Linked DNA regions of Homo sapiens: region 1 is linked to region 2. A link is an interaction called in ENCODE POLR2A ChIA-PET data of the cell type or tissue named here. Cell type or tissue: PC-9. All regions are shown on one strand. Each heading gives the region's core, and the rest is flanking DNA. Links, peaks and the distances in the headings are about the cores only.

Region 1 (8,941 bases), core at 2,672-5,171, 200 kb before region 2:
GACTCCACGGGTCGTTACAAGAAGAACAGAAGAAAGAAAGTTTTCTTGTAAGAGAGAAGGAAAGGTTGCCGGAAGTGGGAATAAGCTGTGATGGCTGATGGAGTCAAAAGACCGTTGAGACAAAATGAGAAGGACGAATGGAAATAAATAGATGTTACTGATTATTCCTCAAATCTCAGAAAATTCCATTTCACCCCAACAGATCTTGCCCTTTATCCCCCAAATGAGCAGTTATTCGATGAGTGAAATAAACTCTAAAATATGGAAATAGATTCCTCTCGGGAGTGTGAGGGAGGCCCTGGGACTCGCTGGTGCGTGTGCGGAGGGCCCTCTCTCCAGCTGGGCGCTCCAGGCGCCCTCACCACGTGCGCCGCAGGCTGCTGAATCAGCGCGATCAGATAGACTAGACAGGCGCAGAGGGGCGGGCATAGACCTGCTTTTCTCTCAGCATGAACCATCAGGTCTTCCGCATTAGGCCCCCTTAACCCACCGGAGGAGGCTAGCCAGCCTACCGCCTTACCCACTTGCGCGCCTCCGACCCCCCTCTGGAGACTGCTGGCTGCCAAATCTTCAGACCGCCGGTGGTGTCCACGCTCCTCTGGAGCCTGTGTAAGAAGGAGCCCAATGGCCCGTGGAGTCTTTGGTCTGAGATGGAGCAAGTTAGGAACATCTAGGAGCAACCAGGCTGACACTGAAACCAGGTGACTGTGAGCGCTGCTGTCTCCTGGCTACATTTCCGGTCTCCCTGGGTACCTGACAGGCCCTGGCTGGGGCTCTGCCTGGTGGACCAACCCGCGCTGGAAGAGCGATCTGGCCCTACTGAGCAAAAGCCCCACAGAGATCTCCCCACTCCTACTCACAGCCCCAAACCGTCCCTGCCCCCAGCTGCCTAGAGGCAGTGAAGAGAAACCAGAGGAGTGGCTGCGATGGTCTGGAAACATAGATGGGGTGGAAGGGAAGAGGAGATGAGAAAGGAAAAAAGAGAGCGTGCTGAAAGAAAAAACTCAGAGGGAAAATTTAAAACTTTGTTTATAAAAAGTCCTACAAAATCTGCACCCCTACCAAATTTAACCTCTGCGTTTCTTCTAAAATAAGGAACTTTCCCCTAACTGTTCTTGGGGACCAAAGGCTGGCCACTCTCCTAATACGGTGTAGTCATGGTCTCAAGATACTAAACATTGTTAAATCCAACTCTGGAGTTAGTAATTTCAATGTTTATCATGTCTCCCTCTCTAAACGCGTCCAGTTTTCTAGAGCACAATCTTCTTCCAAGCAGGAATGTCTGTCTGGTGTCCCCTAGTTATCTATCTGTCTGTCTATCTATCTGTGTATCTATCTATCTATCTATCTATCTACCTATGTGTATACATTGTATACATAGACTTATATACATATATACATATACATATACAATATTAATTTGAGGTTTATGGTAGCGGATGGAAGAGGGAAGTATTTGGGATTTGATTCTTCTTTTCAAAAAATAACTTCAGTTATGGATAGGGAGAAGGGCTGCCTTTGATGCCTAATGAAAAATGCCAGGCTAGTTCATAAGCAGAAGGTAAACAAATTGAGTGAGAAGAAATGAGTTTTTTGTTCTCTCCTGTCATGGCTGGGGACTCGTCTTTGAGGCTAGAGCAAACTGAAAACAAGGTACCCGTCTGGGCACCAGCCTCTAGGTAACATACACCTGAGAAATCGCAATTCCTCATGCCCAGGAGAGGGGTGCGTGTGCGCACGCCATATAGATGCATCTCCACCCAACCCGCCCGGCTGTTTCTGAGTATCAGCTTGGTCCCAGTGGCCTGGGCTCAGGAAGGTGAGCCTGTGTCCCGGCGAATACCTGCTGTCCCTCCCGAATCTTCCGCGGCCGCCTAGGACGGGTTTTGTAGGAGAGCGAGTAACTTACTTAACATATTGGCTTCGTGGGATCCATTGACTTTGCCATCCGGGTAGATCTGCAGATGGAAACCGATGCCCACTCTGCAGTAGAGGCTGCCGGTCCGGCGCCCCGAGGGGCTCCACTGGAAACTGCTCTGCTCCAAGCCACTTCCTTGGCTGCCCAGAGAAGCTGCGGGGGAGGAGGAGGCAGAAGAGGAAGACATAGCGCTACTGCTGCTCTGTCTGCTGCTGGAGCCTCTAGGGTTCCTATCAGTGGCAGCGGGTCCGGGTTGCCCTTTGGGGGCGAGACGCTTCTCCCCGTGAGCCCAGGCGCTGAGGATCAGGTGGCTGAAGAAGAGGAGGAGGAGGAAGGACAAGCTCATTCTTCCAGCCGCGGGGGTCCTAAGTGCATCTTGTAGGGCTGATTCTGGGCTCTGTAGCCCCTGTGCGGCTGCGTGCCTCTGGCTCTGCCCGCCTCGCCGCACCGGGTGGACATAGCCTCGGGGAAGAGAAGGGGAGAGGGGAAGAGAGAGGCCACCCGAGCGGATCTCCGCGCTGGCACCGGGATATTTATAACGCCAGTGATCTCACTGCTCCGTGCACGCCTGCGAAGCTTCCCCTCACCCGCGGCTTTGTGTACTCACTGGCCGGTGCGGGGAGGGAGCCTCGCGGTCCCGGGGGCGGGGGATGTGAAGGAGGGAGGAGATCCGAGCGAGTGAGTGGGAGGAGAAGCTGGGCTGAGAGAACCTGCGCCCCGGACGCTGGGTGCGCCCATACCAGGGCCACGCATCCCAGCAGTTCTCTCGCGTCGCGCGGCCACCCGGATTCCCCGACTAGGACCAGAGCCGCGTGGAAACGAGCTCGGCGTTAGCAGCTGAGTCCTCCAGGGGCAGCGATAGAAACGGAGGGTTGAAATGTGGAAATGGGTCCTTGTCCTCTCCCACCTCTACAGCACACTTGTGACTGGGCAACGCACTCTTGCCCCCCAGGACACGATTTCCAGGTTCTCCTCTCTTTGCCCTGTAAACCCTGCTATCTCGTCCTCTCTCTGGGAGCCCTTGGAGAAATGCGTCCCACCAGGAGATCCCACTGCTTCTACGTCTTTCGGCGTTGGAAAACCAAACAGGGATTCGCAGCCCAACTTGGGAAGCCTTTGGTGTGGCGCGGTTCGGGGAGAAGGCTGTTTTTGCTGTTATTAGCGATTTATTAAAGAGCTAAGGAATGGGTTTATTCAGCGTTTAAAACGCCACCCTGAGTCATCATGCCACGACTGGAGCTGCTTTCTTGTTGGAAACTCTCGGCTGCGCTGAACATTATGACGAATTTGTTTTTCCTTCTGGGAAGCTCTCCGTCTGTATTCGTGAGAGTGAGGGCACACGCACCCCCGCGCTCCGACCGGGGAAAGAGAGGCAGCGGCTGGACACCAGCACATGTAACTGACCGCCCAGTTGTCCTCTTTCGCCCCAGGATCCCCGTGGCAGGAAGGGTTAGCTAACTGCTCGCTTTAGCTTACCCAGACCTGCCATTGACTGAGGGACCGACCTCAGTGAATGATTAATGACGTGCGCGCTGGATTTCAACCTCAGGAAACCCGAGAAGGGAAAATTTCCTTGAGAACAGAGAATTTCCCTGTACGGGCAACGTCCCCAGACTGTTATTTATCTGGGAAATACACCTGACTTGCATGCTTGGAATGTTTCTGTCTAAAAACATATTTGAAACTTTAAACTAAGCTATGATACATTATTCATTGGTTATTTTAATGAAACGGCCCGTGCTATTGACTGATAAGGTCAATTCAGATGAACCAAGGTTGAAGCTAAGAAACGGCCTTACCCATTATTGAGTACCTACTTAAGGTTTTCCATCTCAATAATGAAACGCATATAAAACAATGCAGATTTTTCAGGTTTGGAATCTTCCACCGCCAGAGTAACATCAAAGTACTTGTAAAACAGAAGGTTACCTGGAAAGTGTAGTAAAACCACTGTGATAAAGAAAGAGGACATCACACATAGATGTGCATAACATGGGCACACTACATGAGATACTGTCCAGAGCTGAACACACCCCCTGTCCACTGTTCTAGGCTCAAGTTATATACTTCTCCCTTAACTAGGGTGGGTAGGCAGATCCTTACAAGGCAACCCTAAAAGTAGACATTGAGAACAGTCACAGTATCTCTCAGAATGGTCTACTTGACTGAAATCACCTTCTTCTGGGGAGGATGATTGTAGGATGGTTCTGAACCTGGGTGCTGTTCCTTCTTCAGGCAATGCCCTGAGGTCTGTGGCAAAGCTGTCAGGGTTTAAGCCACATTGATGCTGCTGAATGCCATTTGTAAGTTCCCCCATGCCACGCAAATACACAGCCCATTCCTCAAGTGACGAAGATTCTCCAAAGCAAATCCAGCTGCTTGTTTCTCCCTTTCCTTTTCCCAAGGAGTCTGCTGAAAGAGGAGGAGAGTGGTTCCTGCCCCAGCTGCACTATCAGCCCCCTGTCTAAACCCAGGAGGTCAAGAGGACTCTGGAGTCCAGTTTCTGGAGCTGTTATCAGCCTCTTGTCTTTGCTCCCTTCTCTCAGTTTCTGCAGCCCCGCCTGCACTGAAACAACCATCCTTGTTTCCCTCTCAACTCCCGCAAGAGCCAAACTGGGGATCAAATCCTTGCCTAGGGATGACCCAGGAAGGCAAAGACACCTGCTCAGGCTTTAGTCTACCTCAAACTGGAGGATGGCAAGATACACTTTTCTGGATTCCAAGGGCTTAGAAAGAGTCAGGGGCTCACTAAAAGGAGACAAGTGACCAGCTGTTGTGGACAGTGATTGAATTTGGCAAACCAGTCCTCAACGCCCGACTGTCTTCCATACTGGGGTGGGAGGATTGGGGGTTGGGCGGGCAGCCGAATGTGCCCACATACTCGGGGCTTAAAAGGAAATCTCCATTGGTGATCATAAGTGTGTAGGGTGGATGCTATTAAACTTTTTTTTTCACAAGAGAGTTATGTATTGGGGCCATTAAAAAAAGCTACAAAAACTGAACAGTGAAACATGAAAGACAGCACTGCGCTTGTTCCGTGAGCTGAGCTGCCAAGCCCCCTTCCTCCGCAGCTCAGCTGAGAGACGAAAGGGTCGCGCTATGCGCCAGGGCTGCGCCCGCCCTGGTCTACATCCTGCCTACCACTCTGAGCAGCCGATCTTCGAGAGCCTCTGTCCACAGCAATTCTGCAGTGGGGAATGTGGGGCGGGGAGCTATCTCAATTTACTGTTTTGGCTACCTCGAGCCCTACTCCTGTGAACTCCACCCAAAAGAGCGCAAGCCTGCACCACACTTTCTCTGGCGACTTTCCGAAAAGTTAATCGCCCAAAGCCCCCTGCTGGGGACATCTCAGCTTTCCCCATTAAGCCTCGGAGCTTGGTCCAGATCTCCAGGTCATGCGCGGATTCGAGCCCACAGCTCAGTTCTCCAATTCCTGCGTTCTCCCAGCCAGGAAAGCAAGGTTGGGAGAAGGCGCAAGCGCCCTGCTTCCTGCAGAGGTAAAACAAACGGCCCCGAAGATTAGTTTCCACTCATCGCCACCTGACAGACGACGGAAAAACTACCCAACAGATTAGCAGATTCCACCAGTCACCTAGGCGCCAGGCAGTGAGTGCGCGGGCTTCGGCTTAGGTCCCCACCCCCTCTTCTTGAGCTCTCTTTCAGCGGTGTCTCACCCCACTAGGCCTCACATTTCCTAGACCAACCCCCTCAGGGTCACTTTTCCTGGACCCCAGCATCTGAACTTTCTTTCCAGGCCTCCCCTATTTCTGTGTGGAAAACTGGTGGTGAATTTCCCCTATCCCTTTCGTAACTACAAGTGTGATCTGGTTACTAGAGACAGAAATCAATGCAAAAGAAGATAAAGTTACCGGTAACCTCTGGTTGGAACCCAGAAGCCTAAGAAAAGAGAAGTCAGGGTGTATAAGTCAAGTCAGAGCCCAATATTTCCTTCACTCTAGAGACCGTCTCAATATTTACAACATTCCCCTGGGTTTAAACTGAGGCCAGGCCTCACTGAGGCAAGGGTCCTGAAGGCAAGACTGTTCATCCTACAATGTCTCATGCTGGGTTGGAAGGACGGACAAGAGATAGATGATGGAATAGAATGAACAACCCTGGCAATGCAAGCCACTGTCCTGGGAGGCTGTCTGACCCAGGAACCAGGCTGCCACTGTGCCAGGCTGATCTTACACAGACTTCTGTTCCAAGAGCCTCAGTTACCCCAAAATCTCCACTCCTGGAGGTGCAGGTGCCATGAGAAATTTGCCTGTTCTGAGCTTTAAGATGACTGTACAGTTTGAAGGCAAGGCCAAATTTTCTTTGTTTGATCCAAAGAAAACCCAAGGATTTTTAGAATGCTTTCCTGGGATAGCTGTTTCAAACATGGTCCCAAAAGCCTCTGCACCCCACCCCTACCCAACTCTATATTCCTATCACCCTTTCATACTCTCAGGCTATACCCAGATAGTACTATCTTTTGTTAATCAGGTCCTGGGAGCCCCACAGTGGCCTCTAATTGCATACACTTTTTAGTAGAGACTGCTATGGACTGAATGTTTGGGTACCCAAAATTCAAGTTAAAACTCTGTTCTTTTATGTGATAGTATTTGGATATGGGGCTTTGGAAGTTAATCAGGTCATGAGGTGGGATTAGTGCATGCCCCTCTGCCTCCCCCTTATAAAAAGAGGAGAGAGCTTTCTTCCTCTCACAACCCCAATCCCTCAAATGAGGAAACAAGGAAGGAGTCCCTCCATGCTGGCACCCTGATCGCAGACTTCCCAACCTCCAGAACCATGAGAAATATGTTTGTTGTTTAAACCATTCTGTCCATGGTTGTCTTGTTATAGCAGCCCAAGCCAACTAAGACAGAAGCACAGTGCATTGCAGGACTCGGAAGCTAACCTGGTGGGGGCCCTCAGTCCAGGTTCTTGCCAGGACCCTCTATTTCCTCCAGGCCTGGCTTCTCACCAGCCAAGTTGGCAGCAACTACAGCAACAAATAGCCTGTGGCTAAAGGAGCACTGAGCTGGGAAGGGCCGGCTGTGTGAGGAAGAACCAAAGACCAAGAGGGACAGAAGAATGTGTGCAGTGTCTACTTTTAGGGTGATGAAGGTATAGTTACAAATTGTGCAAGTCCTGAGGTTAGACTTCTTTCTCCAGGGTCCAGTCCTTCCCTCTGAGAAGAGGCCTGTTTGCAAAAGGCCATTGGCCACTGGACATTATATCTGTGAAGTCAGAAAGTAAAACAGCATTTGCTACTAAAGAGAGGTACTTTGTGACCTAAGTGAACTCAAGGCAATCAGTTTTTCTCATAAAGCCCAACTCCTGTGCTTTCCAGTTATCCCAGTGACTATTTTTGTTTTAGCTTCTGGTACATCCATGCACTAAGTCCCAAACCACTATAGACCCCCAGTTATCCTAGCCTGCATTACCCAGTTGTAGGGAAATACTTTCTCTTAAGAACTGGAAGCCTTTTATCCTGTCTAAGGCCAGCCGTAGAAGATAAAGGATACAATTCCCTGTACTCCTTACACATGCATATGAAAATCATGATTTAAAAATCATACCACCTTTCCCTGCCTCCCAAATAAAGTCCTCTCTGCTCTTTGTAATGGGTTTTCTTACTGGTACAGTCTATATCTAATAATGTCAAAGGGGACATTCTAAACATATGTGGAGGGGTGCAGTACTTCCAGTCTTTTTTTTTTTTTTTTTTTTTTTTATGAAACAGGGTCTAATTCTGTCTCCCAGGCTAGAGTGCAGTGGCACAATCAGGGTTCACTGCAGCTTCCATCTCCTATGCTCAAGTGATCTTCGCACTTTAGCCTGCTGAGTAGCTGTAACTACAGGCACGCACCACCACACCTGGCTAGTTTTTGCATTTTTCATAGAGATGGGGGTTGAGGGGGGTTGGTCTCGCTATGTTGCCCAGGCTGGTCTCGAACTCCTGGGATCAAATGATTTGCCTGCCTTGGCCTCCCAAAGTGTTGGGATTACTGGCATGAGCCGCCAAGCCCGGCCTATACTTCCAGTCTTAATTCCTCAAAAGGAGTGCATTGGGTGGAAATCAGACTTTTCTTATCTATGAGAAAAGAAAAAAAAAGATAAATTAGCATAGCTGCTATTTGAATAGCTCTAGCATTTGGTTTGTATCCACAAAGACAGGCCATAAGCAAATGGGTACTCATTCAAGAAAAGTGGGAATAGAGGATGGGGGGAAAAACGTATGTCCTCTTCTAGAACATCTTTCCTGTGCCAAATGGGAAGGGCAGGAAGAGAACAGAAGTGAGACCAAGCCTGGTACCAGCAAGAAAACAGTAGGAAGCTGCTGGAACTATGATGCACGTGCTATCCATTCACCAGCCCATTCAAAGGCTGTTTGTTCAGAAAATAATTTGATCAAAGGTGACTTTTCAGACTAAGTCTGAGAGCCAGAACACACAGACAATGTTTTATTTATTTATTTTTCAAAATAAAGTGCTTAGGTTTCTTCAGGGGGACAATAATTGGAGATGCAACTCCAATTATTGGGGTGGGACTGCACCGAATCTGAAAGATGTCCTCAACAATAGCAAGTGGATAATTTGCTTCAGTTTAGTTTTTGGTGTGTTTTGTTGTTTTCTTTCAGGAAAAGTTTAGGCATCACATTCTAGAGAAATATTCTTTGCATACTTTTTCTGAAACCAGACACTTTATGGGAAGTCAAAAAGATGATTTTGACTTAAACAAAAGCTGTTAACAAAAATAAAAAAGAAAGAAAAAGAGAGAAGGGAAAGAAAGAAAAGAATTCCTTTTCCTGTGTCCTCTAAAAAGGGAATTATTTGTAAACTGCACTTTTGTCACCTTTAATCATTTTTTTTCAAATTGCAAATTAGCTAGCCCAACAATCTTGGACCATTTATTCAATAAGCACATTATAGGAGCATTTGATAATCATGGTATATAACAACTAAAATAGAACTTACGACACGTCCCCACTTTACCTCCCATGCAGTCATACACAAAATGAGATTTAAAATGGAG
Region 2 (8,941 bases), core at 3,289-5,788:
GAGGGAGAGCAGAACTAGTAGACAGAGGATTTGTGCACAAACTTGAGTGCTTGCACAAGTTTTGCAAAGGAGACCTAGCTTGCCCAAAGCTGAAATTCTCCAAAACTGGAGCTTGCAGGGAAATGACAGTGGGCTGAAATATTTTGAGGTACAACTTTCCACTCCCAAAGAGGCCTGCTATCCCCTCCCACTCCCCACTCCGGCCTTTCCTTGGCTTGGCTTTTTTTAAAGAAAAAAAAAAAAAAAACTAAGCAGGTTTCTTTAGAAGAAAAAGAGGAAGTTCATAAAGAGTGTTTGTGGTAGTAGGGGTGGGGTGGAGTGAGGAGTGAGGAGGCCGTCACCTCCCATGGAATCCTTAGTCTTGGGTTTGTGAACCACGCATGGGGGCTGTTTTAGCACAGCTGCTAAAATAGGCCAGGCCTGCAGGACATACGGGTATGTTTAGTTTCTAGATAACTTTTGTTTTTCTAAACTCCTTCTTCCCTTTCCCAAATCTGGCAAGCGTTAGTCATCTTCAACTCGGCAGGAACCCACAAGTGTGCATGTGTGGCTCGGAGGCTTCAGCTGGGGCCCCGCCCTCGTCCCCAGGCGCACACTGACACACGCAGCCCAGACCCGGCCCGAGCGGGCTCCTGCCCTCGGCGTGGCTTCTCTCCAGCCGGGAGTCCCAGGGCCAGCTAGCCTCCTCCCCTAAAGGGGACGGCCTGTCAGCGCAGTGCCAGAGTCCAGCACCGGGAGGAAAGTTTCGGAGTGCGGAGGGAGTTGGGGCCGCCGGAGGAGAAGAGTCTCCACTCCTAGTTTGTTCTGCCGTCGCCGCGTCCCAGGGACCCCTTGTCCCGAAGCGCACGGCAGCGGGGGGGACTTCAGCCCTCCAGGCGGGGTGGGTTCCAGGTCCGGGTCCGAGGCGGGCGCTGGAGGCTCGGCCCCAGGCCGGAGAGGAACTCCTTTCGCGAGCTGTCGCCGTGGGCCCGCATTGTCTGCAGGAACTCTCCGGAATCGGGAGGGGGAGGACTGGATCGCGCTTCCACTGGGATTCGTCAAGAGTTCCGGCGGCAGCTGCGGCGGTGGCGGAGACTCCCTTTGTCCTCTCAGGACCTCCCTCTCTCCCTCCCTGTCAGCTGGTGGGTCCCGCTGCCGCAGGCGCCGGCGTCTCAGCTGCTCGCCGCCCCCCACCCCAGAGTGCGTGCCGGGTGACTCCCGCCACCTTTGCGACCCTCCTGAGCTTAGGGGACTGCGAGCGGGAGGGAGTCTCAGGCCCCCGGCCGCAGGATGGTGGCGGAGCGGTCCCCGGCCCGCAGCCCCGGGAGCTGGCTGTTCCCCGGGCTGTGGCTGTTGGTGCTCAGCGGTCCCGGGGGGCTGCTGCGCGCCCAGGAGCAGCCCTCCTGCAGAAGAGCCTTTGATCTCTACTTCGTCCTGGACAAGTGAGTGTGCGAGGGAGGTCCAGGGTCTCCTGGTGAGGGCGGCACTGGATCAGCTGGGGCTGAGGCTGAGATGCGTGTGCGCACCCCGGGGAGTGGTGTTGGAAACCCGCGGAGGGGTGCCCTGTTGCTGTCTTCTTTCAAAGGGCAAGCGCGTTCGGATCTGTGTGGGCGGAGATCAGCCGGGTCGGGGGTAGTGATTGGAGCCCCGGGCTACTTGGCTCTTTGGGGAGTTGGGGTATTCACTGTTTGCCAGTCTTTTGGCCTCTTGGGAAATGGGAGTGTGGCCTCTTGCGGGCCACGCTCCATCGGCCACAGAGTCCTTACCCACCTCCTCGACCCTGCTCGTACGCAGGCTAAAGTTTGCCTGGTTTTATCCTAATCATAGCGCTTTCATTGGAGCCAGGAAAAGCCTAGGGTTAACATGCCCAATGTGGTTTGCATTTCCTGCGAAGAAAGGCTTTTGTGTTTACTCTGAAGAGCTGGGTTCCACTCTAAACAATTAGGCAGGTATTTACCCACCCCAGAAAACGGGCTGACTTCTTCTTCTTCTTTTTTTTTTTGACGGAGTCTTGCTCTGGGACTGACTTCTTTAACTCTGGGTACCACCAAAGTTTCAGCTACAGATACCCTTACTTAGCTTGAAAAAGAGGCCAGGTGCCCCTATGTTCGTGGCATTGAAGAAGGAACCATTTCAAAATGTTTACTTTTCAGTTCCGTGTTTTGTTTCTCTGATCAGTTCAATTTCATCTTTCAGGTCTGGGAGTGTGGCAAATAACTGGATTGAAATTTATAATTTCGTACAGCAACTTGCGGAGAGATTTGTGAGGTATCTTTCTTACTTTACTTTTCTAGGCAGTGGAGAAGTAGAGCAAAGTGTAGAATTTCCCTTTTCTGAAACCTTTTATAGGAAAAACTTTTCCTGAAATGTTACTTTTAAGTGCCTCAAGGTCGTATTGCACACATGCTGTTATTAGGACAGCCCTTCAGTCCTTGAGGGCTTATTTCATCTGGATCCCAGAAACTTGGCTCAGACTCTGGGGAAGCATCTTCAAATACTATTCCAAATGTCTTTTTCTTTCCGAATTTTCATCTGTTTTGAATTTCAGTTATGCTTTCTCATAATTTATCACATTAAAAAAATAAATTTTATGCGAATAGTATCCATAATATATTTTTCTTTCCACACATTTCTTAGCATTATAGAGGCCCTCATTAAAACAAACAAAAAGTGTTGGAAAACTTCAAATGAACATGTGTTAATAACCCGCTACCAGAAAAGGCACTTGTGTGTGTGTTTAAAGCAACGACTTGTGTTTACACAATGTGTGGGTGTGTGGTTGGTTTAAAATTTAACTGTTCTATATATGCAATAAGCATCACCAGGAAAGACTGGTTTCCTCTCCTATAAAAAGCATTACTGGTATGAAATCCAGCTTACTCTCTTATTTAGAGGTAACTAGGAATTAGTGGCATCTCCTATTTAAAAATAACCTCAGGACACTAGGCTTTTGAGGCTTTTTTTTTCCTTCTTTTTTTTTTAAAGAAAAAATGCAATGAGCAAACACAAGTTTATCAAGATAATGGAAAGGACATGAATAGGAACTGTATCATTAAATATTGCTTCTTTCAGTCTTGTTAGCCCAAATGTTTTCTGTAAAACAGGCTTGGATGATCAAAACATTTTGAAAGTCATGTTGCAAGTAACTTCAAACAATCTGTAGAGGCCTAGGCAATCCTTGCTTTCAGTTATTGGCAGCAGTAAAGTTATCCCTATAAAAATGTATGCCTGTCCATGTTCAATCATCAGTCCCTTGCTTAAGAAGCCAAGTTTAACACTCATTTCTGGACAGGGTCTGAGGTAAAACTGTCTAGGAAAGAAAAACAAACAAGATCCTATGTCCCTAAATGTCAAAGGCAGAACAGACAGTTGTTTATAAATTTTCTAATTTAATCCTTCAATGTGAAAAGGGTGTCATGTAGATTTTGATCAAAAGCAATGAATCACATCACTACAACATTTTAAAGAAGCAAGCTCTTATCTTAACTCATTGATCTGGTTTTTAAGTTGGAATTCTATAATACACAGTTGTCTGGCTCAAGCCTAGTTGCTCAATTACTAACAATACATTGTAGGAAGTGAATAAGGGGTGACTAATGAAGAGACTGACTTTTAAAATATGTATAAGCCTTTGAGAGGATTCTGATTTTCAGTTTATAGATTCTAGTTTCATATCTTCAGTTTTGAATCTTAGTAGTAGTTGCAGAGAGTGTCCGAGAAGCAAGAACCGTTCTGTGAGAGACATGCCTAAAACTTGAAAGATATAGCTGACTGGGGCACTTGTTGCCAATGGAAAATAGCATGTTTGAGACTTAGAAAATAAAAAATGCCTAAGCAGAAAGTGATTTATTGTTTCTTTCACATTTTCCATGACTCTTTAAGTAGTCTTACTTCAGGATGACTTTTTTATAGACTCATATCATAGTTATGGTCATTAAGTCAAACTGGGTACTCTCCACCCATAAGTGTTGATAACCATAATCACTTTGAAGGGCCTGGCCACCTTTAAAGGAAATGTTGTAGAAAACCAAGGGAAGAGGAATTTTCTACGAAAGAATTTTACATCAGCTTAGAATTTATCTTTCCAGTTAGTCTCTCTCTAAATGCAAGTCCTTATGGGTCATGGAGGAGTATGTGAGTGCTGGGAAGCGTTGACTAAATCCAAAATGACTTATGCAACAATGTTAAGCAGAGTTCGTCTATTTACTTAGGGAATGTCATTTAAAAGAAGCCTGGACCATTCAGTGAGACCAATTTTAAATGAACCTCCCTAACTATACATCTGTATCGTATCAATATTTCTTTTTAAAAATGTTTTAACTGCCTCTTTTCTTATTTTGCAGCCCTGAAATGAGATTATCTTTCATTGTGTTTTCTTCTCAAGCAACTATTATTTTGCCATTAACTGGAGACAGGTTAGTGCATTATCATTTCACTGCAGGCTTTTAGTAGAGATGAATTTTAAAGGCATGATTGATATTTCCAAGTGGTGATTCAGGCCTCTCAGTGGAATCAAGCAGATGCACAGACAATTCAGTTCTCTAATAGAAGGGAAAGGAGGTATGAGTAATATAAAAGAGCAGTTAATCTGAAAATCAATATCATTTATAGTGGCTGTGGAATGTGCAGTGAAATCTAGATCCCTGTCTTAGTTGTATATTCACCACTTCCTACCTTCCCCGGCCTCTCTGTTACTGTAAGTAGTTCTACATTTTTCTTGTTTAGATATAATATATTAATCAACCAGGAATTTGAAGAACATTGAGGGGGAGAAAGATATGGATCCTTTTGGATAATTTCCTAGATTCAGTAGACATCCTGGATTTCTGGTCTTTCTCTGAGGTCCATTAATGCTGAATATATTCACCTTTATAAGGGAACTTAGTATATATCAATATGTATACCAATATATCTCTATATCTATCTACCTATCTATTTAATCTCCTTAGTGTTTTTTAAAAGGTGTCTTTTTCAGACCAATGTCACAGTATTTCATATGACCATTTCTGTGTCATTCAAACAGTGTCAATGACAAGTTAGAAATAGTCATTGATATATTTTATGTTATTTTTATTTTTTGAGACAGAGTCTCTCTCTGTTGCCCAGGCTGGAGTGCAGTGGTGCTATCTTGGCTCACTGCAGCCCCCACCTCCCAGGTTCAAGCAATTCTCATGCTTCAGCCTCCCGAGTAGCTGGGATTATAGGCACATGCCACCACACCTGGCCAATTTTTGTATTTTTTTAGTAGAGACGGGGGTTTCACTGTATTGGCCAGGTTGATCTTGAACTCCTGACCTCAAGAGATCTGCCTGCCTTGACCTCCCAAAGTTCTGGGATTATAGGTGTGAGCCACCACACCCCACCTCACTGACATGTTTTAAAGAATGGGATCCATAGTGGGAGGGAGCTTTTATTCTTCATTTTTATGTCTACTTTATTTAACAGAGTATGTAAGCCAGTTTTTGGTCAATAAATTCTTGTTGAATGAATGAATGAGTGGTTTCCTGTTATTTTGAAATAAAATTTTTCTGAACTGTAGTTTCAGCAAGGGAAGCTGGTGTACTTTGTTTTGCATGATATGTGAATTTCTGAAAAGTTAACTGTAAAAACAGTTTTTTGTAAATTAAGTTTTCCCTTGAAAAGGTCAAGAAATCATAATATCTAAAGGAACTGGGGGAGAGAACTTATTTATAATTCACTTAATTGATTTAGAAAATTATCCGTATAAGATTTTAATCTTTGTGCTTTTAGTTTTCCTTTTCCTAGAGAGGAAAATCTCCCTGCAGATGCTGAGTGCAGCCTAGGATCTTGTCTTCCCATTGATACTTCTCCTTTCTTTCTTCTTTTTAAATTTAATTTAATTTTAATTTTAAGTTCTGGGATACATGTGCAGGGCATGCAGGTTTGTTACATAGGTAAACGTGTGCCGTGGTAGTTTGCTGCATCTATCAACCCATCACATGCATTAGCTATCTATCCTGATGCTCTTTCTCCCCTGCACCCCTCACAGGCCCCAGTGTGCGTTGTTCCCCTCCCTGTGTTCATGTGTTCTCATTGTTCAGCTTCCACTTACAAGAACATGCAGTGTTGGGTTTTCTGTTCCTGTGTTAGTTTGCTGAGGATAATGGCCCTCCTTACTTTCTTGTGTGGATGAGAATGAATCTCATCAGGAGCCAGAGCCATGGTAGTCCACAACCCGTGTATGGCAGCTTTCTATGCTCAGTGATTTAACAGTTCTCGCCTTTATGAAAATAAATTTTCTCCATTGCCCAGCTTAATTTCCAAAGAAACAGCCTTGTATCTAGCCAATCCAGAAAAAAAAGAACCATTTTAACATTTATGGCATTCCTATATATAGAAAAACACTTAGCATCATGCCAGGCTTGTAGAAACTCTCAGTCATTGATAGCTGCAAACATTGTGCCAGGTTCTTTGCTAGACACTTTGCATATGGTTCCTCAGCACTTTGAAGATGAAGTGTAGGTCACTGGGTGACCAGATTGGTATTGCTTAGATACGCATGGAAGGGGTTTAAATCTTTAACCCACGTTAGTGATTCTTCTTTCATCATTGGTTGAATCTAATAGGGGAGACACTGAGATAGGTTACAGAAGAGGCCTTTCTTTCTTTCTTTTTTTTTTTTGTGAGACAGAGTCTCGTTCTGTTGCCCAGGCTGGAGTGCAATGGCATGATCTTGGCTCACTGCAAGCTCCACCTCCCAGGTTCACACCATTCTCCTGCCTCAGCCTCCCGCGTAGCTGAGACTACAGGCACCCACCACCACGCCCGGCTAATTTTTTGTATTTTTTAGTAGAGACGGGGTTTCACCGTGTTAGCCGGGATGGTCTCGATCTCCTGATCTCCTGACCTCGTGATCCGTCCGCCTCGGCCTCCCAAAGTGCTAGGATTACAGGCGTGAGCCACTGCACCTCACCAGAAGAGGCCTTTCTTTAAAGAGGCAGCATAATGTTGCAGCTAAGAGTCACTAGACCAAATCTACCTGCGTGTAAATCCTGGCTTTCCAATTTACTAGCCAAATGGTCAAGGATAAGTTGCTTAACCTCTTTATGCTTCTTCTTTTTTCATCTATATAATGACGGCAATGATGATGATGATGATAGTAATACCTACCCCATAAAATTGTTACATGAATGAAAGTTGATGAATGTGAAGTATTTAGAACAGAGTCTGGTATATAAGTTTTCAAGAGATAAAGGCTTTATCACTATTATTATCATCTGGAGCTAGGCAGTATACAGTATTTTAATGATCAGAGAAGAATCATGCTTACATAAAGAAAATATTGCCCTTCTTAAAAGGATTTATAATATTCCAAAAGGAATTTTAATAACACTACTTGCAACTTGTTTTATACATAGTTGGTTCCTCTGTCTCTTCCTAAATATAAACACTTTAAGTTTTAATAAATTTCACTATTTGTGGCATTTTTAATTAGTTTGGGGTGGCAGAAAATAACACTGAGAATGCCTAGGCTAGAGTTCCAGTTTTGTCACTGACTGATTTGGAAACTTGGGGCAAATTGTATAACAGTGTATCAGTTTTATGTCCATAAGGTGCAGGACATAAAATCTTCCATATTTGAGTTTTTGTGAAGATCAAAATAAGATAATGTATATAAAGTTCCTTTGTATAGCATAGGACAACCTCCAATAAAGGACATTATTTTCTTGTTCTATATTGCTATTTTACTAATTTTATTTAATTAAATCAGTAACTTCTCAAGTTTCTGTGGTCCTCTATATTTGGATATAGGGTCACTTTTCCTCCATTACACACTTTTAAGTGTGAAGAAACAATTTGCATATTATATGCAGATCAGTAAACAAATGATTCCACAACTATTGTGAATCTTTGTTTCAAAGCCTAGAAATTGGAATTCTGCATATAAACTATTAAAATCTTGATGTTATATATTACAATCACAAATAGATCAGAGTGTGTGAGGAAAGCAAAGGTTAAGCAAAGAAAACCAAAGGTTAAGCACTGCAGGTTTCACAATTTTGTTTCTAGCACTCATAATTCTTCACAATCTTGGTAAATAAGTAGCTCTTTCATGTTTCTCAGAGTGTTGCTGAAGATTCTTAGTAGAGATGAGGCAAGATTAGAAGGTAGTAAATACTTACCGTAGGGCTGTGTCTTCTGTTATGCTTTCAGCATGGCATCCGGTACTATGTAAATGCATGAATAAAGTAATAAACATGCCAAAAAATGATGTTATGCATTTTATATACTCGTAACTTAAAAACCTTATTCTTTTAAATACTTTAATTTGAAACACTGCCTTCTTTTCTCTTGCTCTCATGATTTTTACCCTCCATATGTCTGTTAGTCCATTCCTCCACCTACCCACCCACCTACCTAAAGACTTGCTTATCTTATATTCAATGCATTGAGTACTGTGGAACCTGGGGTAACACAAAGATAAGTAATCTAGTGTGTGTGTGAGTAGAGGTATACACATGCACATAAATAGCCCAGGGATGTATTATAGGGTTAGGTAAGAGAAAAATGCCAAGTGTTGATTCAGTATGGAAATACCCAGCCTTTCAACAGTAGAGAATTTGGAATCAAGACTAATTAAAAAGTATTTTTAGTTATTATTTTGCATAATTGGGGATAGTGAATTAAGCTCAGTTCTGTTAAATATTATGCTAATACTGTAACAGAGATTTAGTTGAAAACATTTATTGAACAATTATTATGCACCAGGCAGTGTGCAAAATACTTTCCATGCATTGCTTCACTTAATCCTCATATGAACTTCCTGTAATAGATACTGTTATTACCTCGACTTTACAAATGAAGAAATCAAAACTGACAATGATAAAGCGGCTTGTCCAAGCACACACAGTTAACAAGTTGCAAGCAGTATATTGGCTACAATAATCTTTTAAAGTTAAAGCCGATATTCCACTCTCATGCTTAAAACAATTTCATCACT

Evidence for each region. Peaks named below come from ENCODE experiments on the same cell type or tissue, not always from the same donor. Only the 100,000 strongest peaks of a DNase experiment are listed, where the experiment ranks them.
Region 1: POLR2A ChIA-PET joins it to region 2 with 9 read pairs; 4 of 35 experiments call an interaction of 5 or more read pairs at or near these places.

Annotation. Positions count from the first base shown.
Region 1 is chr4:80,260,148-80,269,088 of GRCh38, reverse strand. FGF5 (fibroblast growth factor 5) reads right to left here and starts at 2,425. Exons shown (of 3, transcript NM_004464.4): 1 at 1,910-2,425. The coding sequence starts at 2,264. RefSeq lists enhancers at 1-456, 2,199-2,730, 5,247-5,748. In PC-9, for the core only: no CTCF peak of the experiment used is centred there; no DNase peak of the experiment used is centred there; H3K4me3 peaks cover 1,223 bases; H3K27me3 peaks cover 388 bases.
Region 2 is chr4:80,064,889-80,073,829 of GRCh38, reverse strand. ANTXR2 (ANTXR cell adhesion molecule 2) reads left to right here and starts at 601. Exons shown (of 17, transcript NM_058172.6): 1 at 601-1,421; 2 at 2,176-2,247; 3 at 4,323-4,394. The coding sequence starts at 1,270. RefSeq lists enhancers at 252-531, 862-971 and a silencer at 1,152-1,311. In PC-9, for the core only: no CTCF peak of the experiment used is centred there; no DNase peak of the experiment used is centred there; H3K27ac peaks cover 82 bases.